Regions from separate parts of the Homo sapiens genome. Here region 1 is linked to region 2. A link is a contact called in ENCODE Hi-C or POLR2A ChIA-PET data. All regions are on one chromosome and are shown on one strand. The core of a region is the stretch at or near the end of the contact, and the rest is flanking DNA. Distances in the headings are between cores, read along the strand shown.

The links. A loop is a pair of places that touch in the nucleus more often than their neighbours do. ChIA-PET counts read pairs that join two places held with the same protein, here RNA polymerase II (POLR2A). Pooled maps may share reads with other maps.
Region 1: a loop to region 2 is called in a pooled map, with 2.0 times the contacts of the local background. The contact joins the enhancer-like site here to the promoter of POP5 in region 2. A Hi-C loop is called at or near these places in 4 of 50 pooled maps. POLR2A ChIA-PET finds 5 or more read pairs at or near these places in 2 of 52 experiments (H1 and RWPE1).

The regions. Positions count from the first base shown.
Region 1 is chr12:121,253,121-121,259,994 of GRCh38, forward strand. It overlaps CAMKK2 (calcium/calmodulin dependent protein kinase kinase 2), which reads right to left. Exons shown (of 17, transcript NM_001270485.2): 8 at 2,663-2,684; 9 at 2,430-2,518; 10 at 153-352. Among named protein-coding and RNA genes, the nearest start is that of CAMKK2, 40 kb to the right of the region's middle. RefSeq lists an enhancer at 2,473-2,973. Within about 2 kb of position 4,739, at least 2 of the 41 ENCODE cell types and tissues checked have a DNase peak (open chromatin) inside an H3K27ac peak, as active enhancers do.
Region 2 is chr12:120,579,971-120,586,693 of GRCh38, forward strand. POP5 (POP5 ribonuclease P/MRP subunit) reads right to left here and starts at 1,432. Exons shown (of 5, transcript NM_015918.4): 1 at 1,373-1,432; 2 at 1,145-1,287. The coding sequence starts at 1,392. RefSeq lists silencers at 4,495-4,864, 4,895-4,964.

The DNA of each region.
Region 1 (6,874 bases), core at 3,489-5,988, 680 kb after region 2:
CCCTGGATCTAGCCAAGCCTGAAGCCTACCCCTCAGTATCTTGATCCAGGGGATTCACTGTTTAAGCCTGTGTGCGTTGGGTTTCTGCTGCTTACAATCCAGAAGACACTAACACAGGCAGAACTCTGTGGCTGAGGCAGGCCCAAGCTTACCTTCCCAGAGAAGATCTTGCGGGTCTCAGAGAGCGACTCGGGTGCCATGAAGGCGGGCGTGCCCACGGTGTTGGAGAGGAGCGCGTCACTGCCCTTGAATTCATTGCTCACACCAAAGTCAGCGATCTTGATGTGCCCATCTTCTCCGACCAGGAGGTTGGAAGGTTTGATGTCACGGTGGATGATCTTCTGGTAGTGTACTGGGGAGGCGTAGACAGCAGGTGGGAGATAGGGGCAGGAAAACCTCGTGAGCACCTCTATGCGGCCACATGGCCTGGAGACACAGGCATGGCACCCCTCTGATGCCTTGTCTCCCACAGCCCCAGGCCTTTTCCAACCTTCCACTCCCCAAACCCGCTGGGCACTGACATGCTCTAAAAGATGAGGGGAAAAGTGTCTTCAAGGAAGTCCCAGCCCACCATCACCCCACCCCTTCTCAACAATGACACATAAAACACTGCCAATAGCAATTCGTAATCGCCTGTTATTTATTAAGTCACAAGTGACAGTGCATGGAAAGTTTTTGCTGGGCTTGGCTCACAGCTAGTTGTGAAACTGACAGTGAAACATAGTTTCATTTACCAACAGCCAATACTCAACTGATTTACCAAACCGACAATGACCTGAGCAGGCCGATTTGAAATGTGAACCACACACAGAACTCGGGGCTTGGCTAACTCCTCCTGGCTGGATATCAGCCCATGGTACAGGACAGTTCTATGGCCTGGAAGACCCAACTGCCATTTCTGGGGTGATGATGATGATGAAGACGATTTCAGTGAAAGCAGCAGCAGAGCACCAAGTGAGGGGCCCGGCCCTGCGTTGTGTTTCACATTCACATTTTACATTTAATTAAACCTCACAACCATCCTATGTGACAGGCAGGGATAAGAGATAACGTGGTGGCCGGGCACGGTGGCTCACGCCTGTCATCCCAGCACTTTGGGAGGCAAGGCAGGGGGATCACCTGAGGTCAGGAGTTCAAGACCAGCCTGGCCAACATAGCGAAACCCCATCTCTACAAAAAATACAAAAATTAGCCGGGCATGGTGGCGTACACCTGTAGTCCCAGCTACTTGGGAGGCTGAGGCATGAGAATTGCTTGAACCCAGGAGGCAGAGGTTGCAGTGACCTGAGATCGCGCCACTGCACTCCAGCCCAGGCAACAGGGCAAGAATCTCAAAGGAAAAAAAGAGCTAAGATGTTTAACAAGCAGAAGCAGAAAGGACACCTGCCAATCAAACCACTGATGTGTACTGGCTGATCTCAGCCCTGGTGAGAGATATGTTATCCCCATTTTACAGATGAGGAAGCTAAGGTTCCAGGAGGTGAACAGGACCCTGATCCCAGGGTCACTGGGAGGAATAAGAGACAAAAAAAATAGAGCCCCAAACAGTGCCTGGTGCACATAGAAAGTGCTAAATAGTCACTATTGCTACTGCTCTTCATTTTGCCAAGTGGCAGGAAGAAGGGTTTTGGCTCGCCTGGACCATGGCCATAGGGTGGCTCTCTGCAGCTGGCCCTGATTCTGCATTTCACACAATTCTGTTTCCCACTATGATGGTTGATACTGAGTGTCAACTTGATTGGACTGAAGGATACAAAGTATTAATCCTGGATGTGTCTGTGTGGGTGTTGCCAAAGGAGATTAACATTTGAGTCAGTGGGCTGGGGAAGGCAGACCCACAATCTAATCAGCTGCCAGCGAATATAAAGCAGGCAGAAAAACGTGAAAGGTGAGACTGGCCTAGCCTCCCAGCCTATGTTTTTTTCCTATCTGGATGCTTCCTGCCCTCAAACGTCAGACTCCACGTTCTTTAGTTTTGAGAGTTAGATGGGCTCTCCTTGCTCCTCAAGCTTGCAGACAGACTATATTGTGGGACCTTGTGATCGTGTAAGTTAATACTTAATAAACTCCCCTTTATATATATAATTATATATATAATTTTATATATATATAATTTTATATATATATAATTATATATATAATTTTATATATATATAATTATATATATAATTATATATATAATTTTATATATAATTTTATATATATATAATTATATATAATTTTATATATATAATTATATATATAATTTTATATATATAATTTTATATATATATATGTATCTCCTATTAGTTCTGTCCCTCTAGAGGACCCCAATCCACCCGCCCACCTCCCTGTGCTCCAGGAAGAAAATAAGACACTTTCCACTTTGCACCCACGCTCAGAATGCTAACTACCCACTGGGTGAGAGCCCTCCCGCAGGCCCTGCTCACAGTACTCGATGCCTTTGATCAGATCCTGGAAGTAGAAACGGGCCTGGTCTTCAGAGAGTGGTTTGAGGGTGGGCACTTCCATCACGGGCCTGAAAGGTCGACACTCATGTGAAACACAAAGCAGACCCGCCAGCCCTTGCCCTCTCTCATGAGCAGAGCCCAGTGGCACCTCACTCAGCTATGCAGCTACAGAAGCTTCTTGCATCACCCCTGCTGGGAGCTGGGACACTCACCCTTGGTTGACCAGTTCGAACACTGTAGGGAAGAAAAGGGTGAAACTGTTACATGGGAAACTGAACATCCATCTCTCTCTGTCCTCCCCACCTCCCAACCACCTCCAGAAACACCAAGAAAGACAGAAACTAGTATTAGAGCTGGGGAGAGGAACAGTCCACTGAACCAAGCTGGCCAAGGTCCTGCTTTGCTAAATTTCCATCAGAAGGCAAAGAACCAGGGATTTCTGACGTCCCCAGGCCCACAGTCTGGCTTGACTTCTAGTGCTCAAATTGGCCCAGGATCCACTGGTCAAAGAAAACACGGCAGGGGGCTGGGCACGGTGGCTCACGCCAGTGTAATCCCAACACTCTGGGAGGCCGAGGTGGGCGAATCACCTGAGGTCAAGAGCTCGAGACCAGCCTGGCCAACGTGGCAAAACCCTATCTCTACTAAAAATACAAAAATCAGCCGGGCGTGGTGGCAGGTGCCTGTAATCCCAGCTACTTGGGAGGCTGAGGCACAAGAATCACTTGAACCTGGACAGCGGAGGTTGCAGTGAGCCAAGATTGCACCCCTGCACTCTAGCCTGGGCAACAGAGCAAGAATGTCCCAAAAAAAAAATTTCTTTGAGATGAAATTTACGTAACATAAAATTACCCATTTTAAAGCGTGCAATTGAGTGGCATTTAGTATATTCACAATTTTGGGCAATCATCACAACTATCTAGTTCCAGAACATTCTCATCACCTCAAAAGAAAACCTCATACCCATTAGCAGTCACTCCCTATTCTTCCCTCCCTCAATCCCCTGGCCACCACCAATCTGTTTCCTGTCTCTATAGATTTGCCTGTTCTGGACATTTCATATAAATGGAATTGTACACTATGTGGCCTTTTGTGTCTGGCTTCTTTCACTTAGCATCATTAGCACGTTTTTAAGGTTCATCCACACTGGTGCATGGATCAGTGCTTCATTCCCTTTAATGGCTGAATAATATTCCATTGTATGGATAGACCACATTTTCTTTGTCCATTCATCTGTTGAGGGGCATATGGACTGTTTCTACTCTTTGGCTGTTGGGAAGTGCTGCAATGAACGTTCGTGTACATGGATATGTTCATGTGTGGATATCTGTTTTTGGTTCTTTTGGGTATATACCTAGGAGTGGAATTTCTGGGTCACGTGGTATAGTTATTTAATTTGATTCTGCTATGACAAGCATAAATTGGAATACAAGGCTGTACTTTAGGAAGTTAAAAAAAAAAAGAGCACAGTCGATTTCAAAATCCAGTGGAGGATGACTCTGGGGTTGCTTGTTGTTCTGGAATCATACACCCACAATGAGATGAGCATGTAATAGAAACCAGAGGGGATACCCCATTTTCCATGATGGGATTATTATGCACTGCATGCCGGTATTAAAACATCTCATGTAACCTATGACTATATCCACCTACCATGTACCCACAAAAATTAAAAAAACTTTTTTTTTTTTTTTGAAATGGAGTCTTGCTCTGTTGCCCAGGCTGGAGTGCAGTGGCACGATCTTGGCTCACTGCAACCTCTGCCTCCTGGGTTCAAGCGATTCTTCTGCCTCAGCCTCCCGAGTAGCTGGGACTACAGGCACCTGCCACCACACCCGGCTAATTTTTTGTATTTTTAGTAAAGATGGGGTTTCACCGTATTGGTCAGGCTGGTCTCGAACTTCTGACATCAGGTGATCCACCCACCTCGGCCTCCCAAAGTGCTGGGGTTACAGGCAAAAAAATTTTTTAAAAATGAAACCAAAGGGTTGTTTCAAAGCTCTCCAAGGGCTGAGGTGGCCAAGGGGAACAGGGAAGCTACTCAGACAAAAAGAAGGCTTAAAGGTTCTGATCAGGAAAAGAACTGAACTCTCCCAGGCCTTCCCCATCTTCAGTTTCATCAACCAGTGTGAGTTAGGGCAGATTTGCTATTGCTTCAGGCTGTAGTTAAAAACAAAGGCAATGCTGCTAAGGTACAGCTTCTACAGACAACCCAGCGCTGGCCCCCTCAGCTCTGGCCTTTCCTGCCTTGGTTATTTAAGTCTTCACTTGCAAGCTTCATGAATTTCTGCACCATCCTCCCACCCACCCAAGCACCATAAATCAGGTGGCATGAGGGAGGGTGGCCTGTTGAAACAGGTCTATTTTCAGTCGCTAACAGTTCAACCACTTTTGGGGCTGAGCAGTGGGTGGGAATTTTTTAACCTCTAGAAATAGAGATCGAGTTTTCTACTTTTTTTTTTTTTTTTTTTTGAGACAAAGTCTAGCTCTGTCACCCAGACTGGAGTGCAATGGCACGATCTCGGTTCACTGCAACCTCCGCTTCCCAGGTTGAAGTGATTCTCCTGCTTCACCCTCCCAAGTAGCTGAGATTACAGGCATGTGCCACCACATCTGGCTAATTTTGTATTTTTAGCAGAAACATGGTTTCACCATGTTGGTTAGGTTGGTCTCGAACTCCTGACCTCAGGGGATCCACCTGCCTTGGCCTCCCAAAGTGCTGAGATTACAGGCATGAGCCACCACACCCAGCCCCCTCCTCCACCTTTTTTTGTTTTATTGAGACAGGGTCTTACTCTGTCGCCCAGGCTAGAGTGCAGTGGCACAATCATAGCTCACTGCAGCCTCAAACTCCTGGCCTCAAGCAATCCTCCCACCTCAGCCTCCCAAGTGCTGGGGTTACAGGCATGAGCCACCGCACCTGGACTGAGTTTTCTGCCCTTTGCATGTCAGGCCTGTAGCTGCAGACCCTTTCTGATACCTACTACCCGGCCTCATGCACTGCCCTGTCTGTCTCAGTCTCACACGGCTGTGGCTGGAAAGTAAAATATAACCGTGTCAGGATTTTCAAAACCACTGGAATCACATACCCCAAATTAGCATGGCTTTCTGCAACTGCCACCTCGAGTTGTGAAAAACTATCCCTGCAGCTGCCCAGCTCAAGCAGATCACGAAACTCTTCTTTGAGGCTTGGACCATGTTCTCTTTATTCTCATTCCACCCGTCAGCTCAAACCCCCCAATGGCTTCCATCACTCTCAGAGTCAAAGCCAATTTTTTTTTTTTTTTTTTTTGAGACAGTCTCACTTTGTTGCCCAGGCTGGAATGCAGTGGCGCCATCTTGGCTCACTGCAACCTCCGCCTCTCAGGTTCAAGTGATTCTCGTGCCTCAGCCTCCCGAGTAGCCAAGATTATAGGTGCACACCCCCATGCCCAGCTAATTTTTGTATTTTTAGTAGAGACGGGGTTTCGCTATGCTGCCCAGGCTGGTCTCAAACTCCTGAGCTCAGGTGATCCACCCGCTCGGACTCCCAAAGCGCTGGGATTACAGGGGTGAGCCACTGTGCCCGATCCAAGTTCTTTACAATGTTGTAAAATACCTTCTGCCACCTGGTCCCTGCTGTTCTGCCCAAATGTCACCTTGGTGAGACATTCCCTGGGGAGCCACTGTATTTCTCCATCCCCCAACCCAAAACTAGCAGCCCCTCGTGTCCTGCTCGGGGTTTTTGTTTTGTTACGGTGTTGTCGCTTTCAAAACCCACGCATCACACTCAGGTGCGCTCCCCAAGGACAGGGGTTTTTGAATGTTGTCCCTGATGAACCTACAGCAGGGTCTGACAAATTGTAACATTTGTTGAATGAACAAAGGCACGCCTCAGAAAGAGCTCAAAGCCATTCTGACCTGGATCTGGGGTCCCAAGTGAGAGAATTACGCTAAGAATGCCATTCTGGGCTAAAATGACTTTTGGCATATTGTGATTTCTGCTGTATCTCCCCAAACTTCATTTATTTGCCTACTATGTTTATAATCTGGCCATACCTATATGCCACATCAATTATTTATTGAATGTTTTTCTTTAAATTGACTCAGTTTTTAATTTTTTAGCCTTGTCCTAGATGATAATATCCATGAAACTATGAGTTTGGGGTGCTGGTTATAGTTTTTCCTATACAATGTTAAATTAAATATAAAATTGTTTTTCTACCTTTTTTCTGTGTACCACCTAGAACAGTGCCCACCATATAGGAGGTTGTCAATATATACATGCTTTGGGAGGCCAATGCAGGAGGATCTCTTGGGCCCAGGCATTTGAGGCCAGGCTGGACAACATAGTGACACTTTGTCTCTAGAAAAATTTTAAAAATTAGCTGGGTATGGTGGCCCATGCCTATAATCCAGCTACTCAGGAGGCTGAGGTGGGAGGA
Region 2 (6,723 bases), core at 182-2,681:
GTGGCTCACGCCTGTAATCCCAGCACTTTGGGAGGCTGAGGCGGGCAGATCACTTTAAGTCAGGAGTTCGAGGCCAGCCTGGCCAACATGATGAAACCCCGTCTCTACTAAAAATACAAAAATTAGCTGGGTGTGGTGGTGCGCACCTGTAATTCCAGCCACTCAGGAGGCTGAGGCATGAGAATCGCCTGAACCCAGGAGGCAGAGGCAGCAATGACCCCCGATCTCGCTGCTGCACTCCAGCAGCCTGGGCAACAGCCAGACTGTCTCGAAAAAAGGAAAACTTTGGAGTAACAGAGCCTACTATGTGCCAAAAGTATGTTGTAGGCAAGTGGCACGTAGATCTATCAGCGAGTAAAAGAGAAAAGCCAAAACACCCACTGTGTTGCACACCACTCAGAACTGGTGAATGAATTTAGAATTGAAAATGCTTTCTAATTCACTAGTTAATTCAATAAATAGGAGCAGGTAGGAGGCGATCCGTTTTAATTTAGGAAAAACCCCCACAAAACCCTTGCCTGAAAAACAGGCTGTTTTACTGCATTTGGGCTCCGTAATTATTGTAGCAGTCAGCTCTCAGTCTCACCTGACTTAGGAGAGTTAAGTCTATCTGCATTTAACTCTCCAGAAGTCAATCTCAAACAAGGTTAAAGTGGGAACTAATTTAAGTGGTGTGAAAGAAGGGCCCCTCTGTCCTAGCTCATCCTGTATTTACATATATTGACAATCATGTGTTCTGTACTTTACCAACTATTTAAGGGCTTTCCCGGAGTACTTTTGACAATTTTTTTCCATATGATGTTAATGTAATCGGTCATATAATAGCTCTTACTAGGAAGTATACACAGCTTCCCTCATTTAATTCTCTACCCTATCAAATTCAATCACAACCAATTACAGAAATTACCTGTCAAGCAGGTAAAAAGAGGCTTCTAGCTCAAAGCCCCACTGCCTTCGGGCCCCTCCTTTTAGCGCTCTGCTAATTTCGGACTCTCGCTTGGGGTCCCAGGCGCTTAAAGAGATACCTTACAAAAAACGGTGCACGGGCTTGGCCACTCGTGCCCCTTCTTTCTTCCTCCGGCGCCTGCCCCCTCCACATCCCGCCATCCTCCCGGGTTCCCCTCTTCCCCCAGCGCCCTTGCACCCGCGAAGCCGATGGAGCAGGCGGCTGCGCCGAAAGTTCCGTGCACCCTGGCGATCGTGTCCCGTACGAGGCTGCTCAGAACTCGGTCATCGAGGCTTAGGCGGCAGCGGGGGTCGTCAGACACCAGTTCGCAGAGCAGGTACCTGCGGCAGGCGAGAGGAAGGTGGACACTAGCGGGGCCGCGAGGACCCAGCAAGGCACTGGGAGGGTCTGGAAGGGAATGCTTACCTGTGCTTGAACCGCACCATGGCTGCCTCCGCGCTCTCCGGTCCGGCGTGCAAACCGGATGTGAATTCTGTCCGCTGCCAATGGGAAGCTTGCTTCCGCAGCCTTTCAGCCATTCAGAGAAGGAGACAGGATATTAGGGCGGAGCTAGAAAGTTGAGAGGCCGAAGTCTGTCAGCTCTCTCAAGCCCCGCCCAACTGCGTTTGTAAGCGCGCATGCGTCCTGCGGAGGGTCACTGACTAGTTTGAGGGCTGAACCCCGGGATGGAGCGCCTTGCAGCTGTAATGGATGGTTCTGTTGCACACTGAAGTTTACAATAGTGTGTAGGATGTAGCCGCTACCCTTGGGGCCCTGGGAACCTTGCACCACAGTTATGTATGCGAGTATATTCTCTCCCCAAGGTGAACGGTGGAGCTTTTGAGGGCAAGACCCTGCACCTCACAGCCCAGGCATTGACAAACGGGAAATCGGACTTTTATTTTCAGGTTTGAGCTCAGTTTAATTCTTCCATACAGCTAAATATGCTATTGCTGTTTGGGCCTTTCAGCAATCTTAGGGAGGCGAGTGTGCCGTCTCGTTTTTTGCTCGCAGAAACAATACGTGGTCATTGTATTTTCCATTTCCGTTTACCTTTTTTTTTTGACAGAAAAGCACAAAGAAGCAAATAAATTATAATCCCAGCACTGAGAGAGAATAACTGTTGTCGTGTAGTGTGTTTTCTTCTGTCATTTTCTCCCTGCGCCAGTGGTTCTCAAAGTGCCGTCTGGGGACCACTGAGATTTCCTAAATTCACTCGATTTGGGAGTCCCCGAAGTCAAAATTACTTTCATAATAATGCTAAGATGTTACTTGTCTTTTTCATTCTCTCTGAGTGAACAGTCAAGTTTTCCAGAGGCTGCTTGACGTGATGACGTCACTGCTCTAGGAATTGTGTATTGTTTTTTAAACGTTTCTCAACTTTAATGTCCATAGTAAATATAACCCACAAAACTAAAAGCTCTTGGGCACCCTCAGTAACGTGTGTAAAGGGGTCCTGAGACAGAGAAAACAGCTTGAGAACTATGCCCTCTGTTAAATTATGTTTTTTCTTTTATTTTTAAGTATTTTAAAAAAAATGTCTTATGGGGTATTACATAAAGTACATATTCTTAAGTGTATTCATCTCAATGAATTTTTACATATGGATAGACTTCTATAACCACCTCCAAGATTAAAATAAAGAGCATTTCCAGTATCCCAGAAGGTTCCCTGAGCCCTCTTCCAGTCAAATTGCTTACTGCTATCAGCCACTATTACCACTTCTACCCTGCTAGATTAATTTTGCCTGTTCTTAAACTTTATATAAATGCAGCCAGGAGGCTGGCTGCAACCTCTGCCTCCTGAGTTCAAGCGATTCTCCTGCCTCAGCCTCCCGAGTAGCTGGGATTACAGGCACCTGCCACCACGACCAGCTAATTTTTGTATTTATTTATTTAGTTTTTTGAGACGGAGTCTCACTCTGTTGCCCAAGCTGGAGCACGATCTCAGCTCACTGCAACCTCTGCCTCCTGGATTCAGGCGATTCTCCTGCCTCAGCCTCCCAAGTAGCTGGGACTACAGGTGTGTGCCACCACAACTGGCTAATTTTTGTATTTTTAGTAGGGACAGGGTTTCCCCATGTTGGCCAGGCTGGTCTTGAACTCCTGACCTCAGGTGATCCACCCACCTCGGCCTCCCAAAGTGCTGGGATTACAGGCGTGAGCTACCACGCCTGGCCATTTGGCTATATTTTCATGTCAGCTCTTCAGCGACAATACTGTTTTTTAGCTGTGCAGTATTGCATTGTTTGGACGTACCATTGTGAAGTTGGTCAGTATCCCTTTGGTAGACGTTTACATTATTTCTAGATTTTCTTGTTATACCCAATACTTTGATGCATGGCTTTGTAGCTTAGTCTTTATGCCCATCCCTGATTATTTGTAGAAGTGTCTTGGCCTTGGCTGGTCCTGTGAGGTCCGTAATGGGGGCAGCTTTCACAACCTATTTTTGCAAGATCTGGAATGAGTTCTGAATTTTCCCATCTCCCACTCTTCTTGGCCACCTTAAAGGAGGGATGTGGGGGAAGGTAGGGAAGAAAAGAATAGGAAGAGGGAACGCCGTGGCCCTGCCAAGGGACCAGTGACAGTGACGGCACTCCCCACCCAAGAACAACTTTTCACCAGAAAGTGTCTGCGACATCCTCCTTTGGCCAACAGGGGGCGCCAGAGGTCCGCAGTGCGCGGAGAGAGCAAGACACCCCCAACTCCTGAGCGCTCCACCCCTCATAGAAATTTCACTCCTCCCAGCCTTCATTTCAACAGCAATGCTTCGCCCATTTTATAGATGCAGTTGGGGCTCAGACCAAAGCCTCGTATCCAGTTAGGAGCAGGATCAGAATTCGAACCCAAAGCCAGCTGACTCCTTGTTCTGGTCAACACGGTTGGTGCTCTCCCGTGCAGGATTTCACTCGTCCATTTAGTGTAATAAGATGGAGAGACGACAGATGGAGGTTCGATTCGCTACTCCGTCATTTACTGGCCCGGCCAGGTGCTGTCAGGAGGGTTAATTCATGTCTCAGATCTTAGTTTCCTCATCTGTGCAATGGGATAACAATGGTTCCTCCCTCGTGGGTGGATATGAAGTTTAAGCGGGGTCATGTGGACAAAATGCCTGGCACAGCGAGTGCATAGTAAGCCCTTTTTTTGTTTTTGTTTTTTTTGTTTTGTTTGTTTTTTGAGACTGATTTTTAAGACTGTCTTAAAAACAAGAAAAGAAAAAAGAAAATATAGCCAAACAACAGGAATTTTTTGAGACAGTTTTTTGCTCTGTCGCCCAGGCTGGAGTGCAGTGACGCCATGTCGGCTCACTGCAGCCTCTGCCTCCCGGGTTCAAGCAATTCTCCTGCCTCAGCCTCCAGAGTAGCTGGGATTAAGGCGCCTGCCACGACGCCCGGCTAATTTTGTATTTTTAGTAGAGATTTCACCATGTTGGACAGGCTGGTCTCAAACTCCTGACTTCAAGTGATCCGCCCGCCTCGGCCTCCCAAAGTGTTGGGATTACAGGCGTGTGCCACCGCCCTCGGCAAGTAAACGCTGTTCTGAACAAATGATTTACTTTTCCCCCACAGGCACAGCCCCGGGAGGAAGCACATTGGCACGGCCCGCGGCCTCCCAGTCTTGGACCAGGCCCGGCCCCTTCTGGCCCAGGAGGGTGCAGACGCCGGCGGTGGCCGGGCGGGCGGGCTCCCCGCGGTAATTAGCGCGCGCCGGCTCGGGCTGCGCCAGCCGCTAATTATAAGTCTCCTAATGAGGCCGGCGGCTGTTTGCAATCACCCGGGTCCCCGCTGCGCGGCGCGGGAGGCTGCGGGGGAATCCGCCCGCGGAGGCATGGAGGAGGAGCGGCCGTCTTCCCCGGGGCCCGGAGATCCGCTGGACGGCGACGGGGTGTGCCCCGGCCGTGCCCGCCGCCGGAATGCCGGCCGCGAAGGGGCAGCGGCGGGGGCTCACACCCCAACCCCTCCTCGGTTCTCTCCCCAGCCGGGCCGCAGAGCCATTATCCTCCCCAGGTGAGGAAGCCGATGAGGCTCTGAGAGGTGAGCTCACCCAGGTGCGACATCACAACTCACCCAGGTGCACAATAGAGCCCAATCCACGTCTGTCTGACCCCAGCCTGTGCCCTTAGCCGAGTCAGGTATCCCCTGGATCAATGGGGTGGTCACTGTTGTCATTACTGTTAGCATTATTACAGTCGTCCTGGGACTTCTCAGATTCCTTTTTTTTTTTTTTTTTTTTTTTTTGAGATGGAGTCTCCCTCTGCCGCCTAGGCTGGAGTGCAGTGGCGCGATCTCAGCTCACTGCAACCTCTGCCTCCCGGGTTCAAGCGATTCTTCTGGCTCAGCCTCCCCAGTAGCTGGGACTACGGGCACGTGCCACCTCGCCTGGCTAATTTTTTATATTTTTAGTAGAGACAGGGTTTTACCGTGTTAGCCAGGATGCTCTCCATCTCCTGACCTCGTGATCCACCCACCTTGGCCTCCCAAAGTGCTAGGATTACAGGCGTGAGCCACCGCGACCGGCCTTTTTTTTTTTTTTTTCTGAGACAGGATCTCACTCTGTCCCACAGGCTTGAGGGCAGTAGCTCCATCTTGGCTCACCGCAACCTCTGCCTCCTAGGTTCAAGCGATTCTCCTGCCTCAGCCTCCTGAGTAGCTGGGACTACAGGTGCCCACCACTATACCTGGCTATTTTTTGTATTTTTAGCAGAGATGGGGTTTTGCCATGTTGGCCGGGCTGGTCTCGAACTCCTGGCCTCATGTGATCTGCCTGTCTGGGCCTCCCAAAGTGCTGGGATTACAGGTGTGAGCCACCGTGTCCAGCCGGGATCACTGTCTTTATTCTTCATCCGTGTCTCCTGGGTGATCATTAATTGGGCTCTCCCAGTGTGCTGGCCACTGTCTTTTCTGGGTTTGATTGATTGAGTCCTCACATCAGCCTCATGAAGTTAGGACCCATTATCCTCTGAGACACAGGGAGGAAAATGGCTTGCCCAAGTTGACACAGTAAATTTGGGTGGACATCTGTCTTACCCTAAAACCTGTGCTCTTAACCCCTTGCTCTCTACTCTGTATTCGGGGACCTAGAAAGATGCTGAGGAAGGAGAGCGCAACTGGGGTACCATTCTGAGGTGACTTTGGCATCCGAGGGGTTTCTGTCAGAGCCCAGATGCTGCTGTTGTGGATGGTGGCAAAGGGAAACTGTATCTGCTCCAGCATTTTATTAAGCAGCCACTGCTCGTAAGAGGCTCCTACTCCTCGAATCTTAACCAATTTTCTGTAAAACCCTTATGGGGACAATCTAGATGAAATTAAACCCTCCATCTGCTTAGCCAGGGGCTTGGGGAGCCGCCACATCCTCCAGGTTGCTGGGACAGATGCAGCCCTCCCTGGACTTCAGTCAAAACATTGCATCTTGCTCCTCCTTTGTCCTCGCTGCCCTGTGAACCTCTTTCCCTGTCCCCGCCTGCTGTGAGAATTCGCTCATCCAAAAATTAATTGAAATTACAAGGGCTCTACTGTTTGACCCAGCAATTTCTCCACCAGCAATTTCTCCCACAGAGATTGTCGCATTTGTGCCAAATGACAGGTGAATGAGGATGTGTCTTGCTTGCAGCATCGTTGGTTATAGCAAAAGGCCACCTCAGTGTTTACCAGAAGGGGTCCACTGTATGTGTGTATTTATCGGACAACTATGGGCCAGGGAATGTTCATTCTAAACACTGCCTAGGCTGGGCGCGGTGGCTCACGTCTGCAATCCCAGCACTTTGGGAGGCCGAGGTGG